2 separate regions of the Homo sapiens genome follow, and region 1 is linked to region 2. A link is a contact called in ENCODE Hi-C or POLR2A ChIA-PET data. All regions are on one chromosome and are shown on one strand. Each heading gives the region's core, a stretch centred on a gene start or an enhancer-like site at or near the end of the contact. The rest is flanking DNA. Distances are from core to core; before and after follow the strand shown.

Region 1 (4,037 bases), core at 1,341-3,840, 320 kb after region 2:
CAGCCACCCCAAAGGCTGGGTCTCTCGGGCTGGCCTAGGGGCTAGTCCTTCTGCCTGGAACATGACCTAGCCCTCCCCAGCCTTCCTGTCTGGCAAACTCCTCACCCCTCAGGACTTGGCTCAGAGAGCACCTCTCTGGAGCTCCTGAAGGCTGGAGACCTGTGCAACCAGCCCCTCGGTCCCCTTCTCCAGCCTTGGCGGCTTGTGACAATTCCACAGCCTTGCCATAGCTACCATAGCTATGCACGTACACGTCTGACACCCGCCCCCATAGGCTCTGAGCTCCAAGGGAGCAGGGATGGGGTCTGGCTTGTTCTCACCTTAGCACCAGCACCCAGAACCAGGTAGGCGTGCTGTATATGTGTGGAATTCATTCATTCATTCAGTCAGTCAGTCATTCATTTATTCATTCATGAACAAATGAACTTACATGAACAAAGAAGTCTTACTATCTGGAACTCTTTCCAGAGAAGAAAGAGACTGGAATATAGGCGCTAGGAGGCAGAGAGGCAGGACCAGCTGGGCTTGCTAGCACCCACCCTTGTCGCCTCCCACCCTTCCACCATCACACCCTGCTCCTTCTCCTGTTTTCCTTGTGTGAGAAATGGGCCTCTCTGGGCTACCACCTGGGCCTGGTCCTTCCCTCGGGGGTGTTGGGCCTTCCTGCAGGGGAAGAAGAAACCTTGCTGAAGTCAGCTAGGCTGCTTAGGCTGGGGGTGCCTTCGCAGGCCCTGGTCATACCCACCGTGTCACCCCTAAGCCGCACACCCAAGCCTCCCAGCACCCGCCCGTCAGCCTCTGTGTTGTGTGCAAGGAAGCTGCCTCTGGCTTTGTAATGGGTAATAGGATTTATCAATAGACTGAGGAGGTGAGGTATGTTAAAGCACTTAATAGAAAAGGGCTTCGCACAGAAGCCCAAATTTGATTTAGCCAATGAACTCAATTGCCGGCCTGATTGCGTTCCAGGAGGCGCAGCAGCCAGCATTTGTCCATGTTACCCTGGAAAAGCCAGGCTGCGCCAGGCGACCAACCCAGACCACCCAGACCTCCCCTCTGCCCCCACGGCTCTGTTGTTGGTTCCTCGCTTTCTCAGGATCTCAGGTTTGAATGGCAGTCCTTTGACCCAAACAGTCCCAAGTTCTCCAGCATCCAACAGCCTCCTTCCCTCTAGTGCCCAAGGCTTCCCCATCCCATGAATTAGCTAGAAGTGCAGTTTGCTACCATGTTCCTTTCACCATGATCCTCAAATCCGTGTGTCCCCTGGTCACTTGTCACCTCTTACTCAAGCTGGCCTCTGCAGGCTTCCCTCCTGACCATTTGTTTCTTCTCTGGCTGCTGCCCATCTCCCCACACTGCTTGCCTGAGCCAAGGACACATCTCTCCCAACCCCCCAAAGAAGACCAAGATCCCCAGGCCACAGTGTTTCATGACGTCTTGACTCAGGCCTGGGCATAGCAGATGGGAATTACCATGTAGAAAAGAAGGACTTGAGGCCGGGCACAATGGCTCATGCCTGTAACCTCAACAATTTGGGAAGGCAGATCACCTGAGGTCGGGAGCTCAAGACCAGCCTGGCCAACATAGTAAAACCCTCGTCTCTACTAAAAATACAAAAATAAATTAAAAATTAGCCAAGCATAGTGGTGCATGCCTATAATCCTGGAAACTCAAGAGGTTGAGGCAGGAGAATCACTTGAACTTGGGAGGCGGAGGTTAAAGTGAGCTGAGATCGTGCCACTGCACTCCAGCCTCCAGCCTGGGCGATGACAGAGTAAGACTCCATCTCAAAAAAAAAAAAAAAAAAAAAAAAAAAAAAGAAGGACTTGAGAGGATTTCCATTAGCCATCACCAACCTTGAGGCCGTCCATCGTCCATCCATTGGCCACGGCCACCCACCGGCTGGGGAGGAGAAACCTCTTGGCCATGTAAGCCCGCAGCCCCCTCCCAGGGCAGCATCATTCCTCACTGCAGTCCAGGTCCCCAACCCCAGCTCTGTGAGTCCTCAGAAAGCGAGGGCCCTTGTTGCTTCAGCCTCCTCCTTCATCCTGCAGAACACGCCAGCCTCCCTTGTGAGCATCTCCAAGCCACCGTAAGATCTGGGATTTGCTTTAGGTTATTTTGCCCATAACCCAGAGGCTCATGAAAAATGTTTTTTCCCAAAACAAAAGAACACTCTTCACCCAAAGATAAATGCGCTATCTGGCAAGAGAAATTGGAAAACATTGCTGGCTGTGTTAAAATAGTAGTCTAACTTTAGCCCCCAAGGTACCAGAGCTCTGCGAGGCCAGTCTCAGTATACACGACATGTAATAATGTGGGGACGGGTGGTAACATACCAGGAAAGAAGGACCAGGCAATGTGATTAATGACCAGGAACCCCCATGGTCCTGCAAAGAGGTGCTTTGAGACAAGTTGGGGACTAGCTCTCCCAGCCCAGCACCTGCCCACCCCAGTTCAGAGCCATTGCCGTGAACACTCTGAAATCCCCGTGGGGCTTTGCCTTTGCAGAGAGCCAGCCCTGGGGCCTCCTCCTCCCTGCCCAGCTCCAGCACCATCCCTGGCTCGCTCACCCAAACTCACCGCTTCCTCCGTCATTCCCCGCAAGGAGTGGATGACATCACTCTTTCCGGCAGCCAGGAGTTGACCTACATTCCACCCGCCCTCCTGTCTGGGAGACTCTCCAAACCCCCCGCTCCTCTCTCCCTGGGAGGAGGGAAGGGCCCCGCTCACGATTTTTGTGGAGTGACGGTGCCAGGCCCGGGTCCAGATGGTGCCCCCGCAGCAGCTCCCAGGCACTGCCTGCCCCTCCCTGCAGCGCAGGGCACGCTCCTGCCTGGCACGGGCCAGGGCCCCTGTCATCCTTCATGTGGCTGTCAGGCCCCCAGCTGGGCCTGCCACGTTTCCCAGAGAACTGGTGTTATCTGGGCTGGGCTCTCCCCTGGAGGTGAGGCCCGGTGCTGCCTACTAACAGTTGTGGTCTCCAGGGGCTTACTAGGGACTCATCCATTCAAGAAAAAGGGAAACTTAGCTGAAAAGGTGGCTGTGGCTCTGTCCTTGCTGGCAGCAGGGCCAGCTTCCAGCAAGCAAGTGAGTGCGCCCCATGTCAGGCCGTGAGAGAAGTCAGGGTCTGAGCAGAGGGGCCAGACAGCCACACGGGTGAGCCGGGTAGCAGGTGGGCCTGCCAGATGAAATACGGGATACCCAGTTAAACCTGAATTTCAGATAAACAAGGGAATCGTTGTTTTTTAGGGTAAGTATGTCCCAAATATTTCATGGAATATACTTGTACTAACAAAATCATTAGTTATTTATCTAAAATTCAAAAAAAATTTTTTTTTTTTTTAGAGACAGGGTCTTGCTCTGTCACCCAGGCTGAAGGGCAGTGCAGTGGCACAATCACGGCTCACTGCAGCCTCAACCTCCTGGACTCAAGCGATCCTCCTGCCTCAGCCTCCGAAGTAGCTAAGATGACAGGTGCTCACCACCATGCCCTGATAAATTTTGTGTTTTTTTTAATTTTTTTGTAGAGATTGGGGGGGGGGGTCTCACTTTCTTGCCCAGGCTGGTCTCAAACTCCTGTTCTCAGGTAATCCTCCTGCCTGGGCCTCCCAGAGTGCCCAGATTACACGCATGAGCCACTGCACCAGGCCTAAAATTCAAATGTAACTCAGTGTCCTGTATTTTTATTTGGGAAATCTGGCAACCATTGTGGCATGGGGCTCTGTGGGGAAATGACTCCAAGAGGCCAGTGGGGGCCAGGCATGGTGGCTTATACCTGTAATCCCAGCATTTTGGGAGGCCGAGGTGGGCGGATCATTTGAGGTCAGGAGTTTGAGACCAGCCTGGCCAACGTGGTGAAACCCCATCTCTACTAAAATACTAAAATTAGCCGGGTGTGGTGGCGGGCGCCTGTAATCCCAGCTACTCGGGAGGCTGAGGCAGGATAATTGCTTGAACCCAGGAGGTGGAGGTTGAAGTGAGCCAAGATCGAACCACTGCACTCCGGTCTAGATGACAAAGCGAGATTCCATCTCAAA
Region 2 (3,939 bases), core at 1,259-3,758:
TAGATAATACGGTCTATTTACCTGGTGCGCATGGGTGAAAAAGGGACCCCTTAACCATAGGGCCCTCTTTTGCTAGGAGTGCACAGCAGGTGGTTCGTACTTGATTTTCTGCTAGATTTATGCCAAAGAAAGCCAGAAATGAGCATTCTGGAGTCAATGCCCTGCCTCTCCTCAGGGCCAGGAAGATTTCAGAAATTCATTTCAGGGAGCCAGGACTGATCCAAGTGAATATTTATTAGCTTCAGCTTATTTACTGCAGAGGCAGACATGGCTACCAATTCTTTGCTGGCTGCAATATTCAAAAAAGGAGCATTCTGGAAGCTGCAAACCTTCAACCTGATGAACAAGAAATTATTCTGAACTATAGTGTCAGGAAAAAGAAAGCGAAGCACCCTTCAGTATTCTGAGCAAGCATAAGAAAGATCTGAAAACACAAAAGTCAACCTTGTGGTAATTGGTGGCTGAGTCTGCAGTCTCAGGAGCAGCCTCCTGGCCTCTGGGGATTGCAGTAAGTATTTTAAGGGTGGGGTGTGGTCTGTTCTCAGGTGAAATGAAAACAAACCTTGCAGATGACCAATTGCTTCAGCACAGACACGTCTGTTCTCAGGGCAAACACCAAGACATCAAAAGACCTCTTGACACACAGGAAGAACTGGTGAAAATGGTGACAAATCAAATTTATTCACTGACAAGAACAATCAGAGCGACCCAGTATCAGCAGGCAGGTGATTCTGTCTGCAATGCTGACCACCACCACCACCTCCATCACAACCAGCAAGGGCGGATGCCATTTACTGATGAAGATGACGCATTCGGCCTGCCCTTTACCTGCGTTACTTTTAAAATCCTTTTGGCAATAACATGAGGTTGATAAAACCATTTCCAATTCACAGATGAGGACGCTGAGGCTCAGAGAAGTTAGGTGACTTGTCCACCATTGCATAGTTAATGCGAGGTGGGGGAATTTGAAACCAGGTCTGTGTGCAGAGGCCCAGCTCTTACCCTGGGAGGAAGAGACTGCCTTCCAGTTAGACAGCAGGCAGGATGCCGGGGCTGCGCGCTCCCTAAGCTGTCACTTGCGCAGCTCTTCTGGGAGCATAGTTCTGCTTTGAGGCCTGCTGCTGTGACAACCACTGCCACTAAAATTCATGTAACAGCAAGTGAACATTTTGGCAGCTTATCAGAAAGTTATCAATACTTCATTTCAAAAAACAGTGGAATCGATTCAAAATTATCTAAATAAAACTCGTAAGCCACACGAGGTTCCAACTTTTAGAACCTCTATTTAGTAGCTTCGTCTTGCAAGGTGAACAGGTGATAGGCCTATCAGTTTGGGTAGAATGCTGCAAACCAGCTATGGTGACGGATCTCTCCATGTTGTTACCCACATTTTCCAAACCATAAACTTCTATGTGGTCACCCTCTCAAATCTGCTGACCCTCCCCAGAGAATAAGAGTGAACAAGAGCCTCACCCAAGAACACAGTGTTACAGGTCTATTATTCTTCAACTTTTCACTTTCAATCAGGACATGCATTTGTTACTAAAAAACTGCTGAAAGCACAATTTCAGGGAATCCTCTGCATATGAATTAAACTGGATTCCCCTTTCCCTGGCTTTCACCCTTCCCCCTAGAAGTAACAAGAGGCCATTTTTCTGAAGGTCATCTGAACAATTTCAAAGGCTATAACAAATCAAAATGTTCCCTGCATCTGATATCAAACAGGGCTGATGCCAACACTTATTAGAGAAATCAGATTCAGCTCCCCACCCCCTCGACCCACATGCACACACACAGCCAACTTTGAAGTGGGAAGAATGCAGGGATCAGAAATTACCCTGGAGACAGCTCTGGCTGTCTTTGAAGGTTTCCTTTGATACCACCATTTCTTTTCCTCTCTTATGCTCGGAGGCTAAAAGCTGCCTTTTTTATTGATATGGGGTAATTAATGAAGCTATAGCATTAACATAACCTAAATCCCCCAAAAAGTTAAATTCGAACGAGACACATTTTTTTTTCAGTTAAGTCTGACTGGTATAAAATCAGGACAATGGCCAGGTATTCATCTTCAATCCTGCCTTTTAACATGCTGAGTCGTGGCTCTTGCTACTCCCTGAGTACAATGAATAAGTGGTTGGTAAGTCTGAAAAGCATTTTTATTTTATTAGAGGAATCAGGCTATTGGTCCTTGGTATCAAAAATATGCATTGCAGGTAAAGAGACAGGATGCTAGGGTCATGGCGGTGGTTGTTAGAGCAAAGTGCAAAGTGCAAAGTGATAGCCTTGCTGGGCTGGATTCTGATGGGGAAAAAACCTGCAAGGTCTGGAAATTAGGGGTGGTGCTGGGCCACTACAGCAGCAAGAAGGATAATGAAACTTTCGAATGTGCTGGTTGCTTTGGGCTTGGAGGACAGAGACAACCGCAGAGGCAGAAGTTAAGCCCATAGGAGGCTTCCTGAGCCACACCCAGGGCCTCTGTGGCTGTGCTCCAGGAGACTGCAGCAAAACACCCCCCTGCAGCCACCTAGGCACCAACTCAGCAAACGCAGGCTGCGTCCCGGGAGCAGCGACGTCTCCAGCAACAACGTGCTCTTGTAGAACACATGTCAGGCCCCAAGGGCTCCTTCCAGACGCCACATTTCATTTGGGATGTGCCAGACAATTCAACACATTAATTGCACTAATGCCTAGATTGTATATAAATAAAGTACACACACACAGAGTACTCAAAATAGAGCACTAATAATGTCTGCATGGTTTATTTTTATCATTTGTGAAGTGCTCTGAAAAAAAGGGGCTAATCAAATTGGCTAGGATGAGATTCTGAGTGGAACAGTCATTTGAGAGCTTCTCTGCCAAATGTGGTCAGTGTGTCCTTAAAATAACAAAGAGGCCTGGTTCTCTCGGTCTTGCAATTTCCACTTTTAGGGTCCCTGCTTAAGCACTGCTTGGGCCAACGCATACAGTTGTAAAGGGGGACGCAAGGCTTCCTGTCCAACCACATTTCTGATGTCAACCAGGGTCCCAAATGTACAGCCATTTTCCTTCGGAGAAAGAGAGAGGCCGGGCTAATCTCTCATCAGGAGGGCCTGAGGTCTCCCTTTACTCGTGTGTCTCCTTTATCCTCTGACTTATTTACAACTTCAATTACTGCCGCTCCTTTTAGTCCCCATTTCTCATTTTTGATTCTCCACTTTCCATTCCAGCTTAAGCATTTTCATATCCCAAGTAGGCTTTTTCATCATCTCCTCCCAGACAGGACTGGGCTCCTACCGTGCTCCTGGCACAGAAGTGCACCCTACAGACAGACAGTCACACGATGGAGCCTGTGCCCTTGAGGAGCTCCTGGTAGATGCAGGATTGAGATCCAGCCCTGTGTGGCTGTGGGCAACGTTACCATTCTAGGTCTCAGTTTCTCCATGTGTAAGATGAGTCTAAGAGCAGCACCTGTCTCATGATGCTGTGAGGAGGATTCGACAGCCACCGTGGGCAAAGTTCGCTTTGTGCAGTGCCTGCCTGACCAACGTATGTTAGTATTGTTAGTATTTTTATTAATTGCAAGATGGACATGTAAATAATCATGATGCACCAATTCTAGTACTAGGAAAAGATTGTTCTGAATTCTATGGGTGTATGGATAATGATGATAACTCTGTGCTGTAAGGAGAGGCAAACCCAGGTCGGCCATCTCTAGAGCCCATGTTCATAAGCAAAGAGGCTCTTGGGAAAATGGAGACAGGATGGGAAGGAAGATGGCATTCAGCCACTGTAAAGGGAAGAGTAAAACTTTGTCAGCTGGACTAGGAGGGATCCCAGGGCAAAAGGCACAAAACGTGCAAATACGTGAAAGAGTCTGGCATGTCATGGAAGCTACAGGGAGCACGCGGCTGGAGATAAGATGAGGTGTGTGTAGAGAATGATGCCAGATGAAGTCAGAAA

Evidence for each region. Hi-C counts contacts between places; a loop is a spot of excess contacts on that map. ChIA-PET counts read pairs that join two places held with the same protein, here RNA polymerase II (POLR2A). Pooled maps may share reads with other maps.
Region 1: a loop to region 2 is called in a pooled map, with 2.0 times the contacts of the local background. The contact joins two enhancer-like sites. A Hi-C loop is called at or near these places in 2 of 50 pooled maps. POLR2A ChIA-PET finds 5 or more read pairs at or near these places in 2 of 52 experiments (SK-N-SH and activated CD4-positive, alpha-beta memory T cell).

The regions. Positions count from the first base shown.
Region 1 is chr9:132,211,546-132,215,582 of GRCh38, forward strand. All of the region lies in intron 3 of NTNG2 (netrin G2), which reads left to right. Among named protein-coding and RNA genes, the nearest start is that of NTNG2, 52 kb to the left of the region's middle. RefSeq lists an enhancer at 2,116-2,860. Within about 2 kb of position 2,591, at least 8 of the 41 ENCODE cell types and tissues checked have a DNase peak (open chromatin) inside an H3K27ac peak, as active enhancers do.
Region 2 is chr9:131,887,382-131,891,320 of GRCh38, forward strand. The region is part of intron 5 of MED27 (mediator complex subunit 27); the gene reads right to left. Among named protein-coding and RNA genes, the nearest start is that of RAPGEF1, 150 kb to the left of the region's middle. RefSeq lists an enhancer at 1,999-2,530. Within about 2 kb of position 2,509, at least 3 of the 41 ENCODE cell types and tissues checked have a DNase peak (open chromatin) inside an H3K27ac peak, as active enhancers do.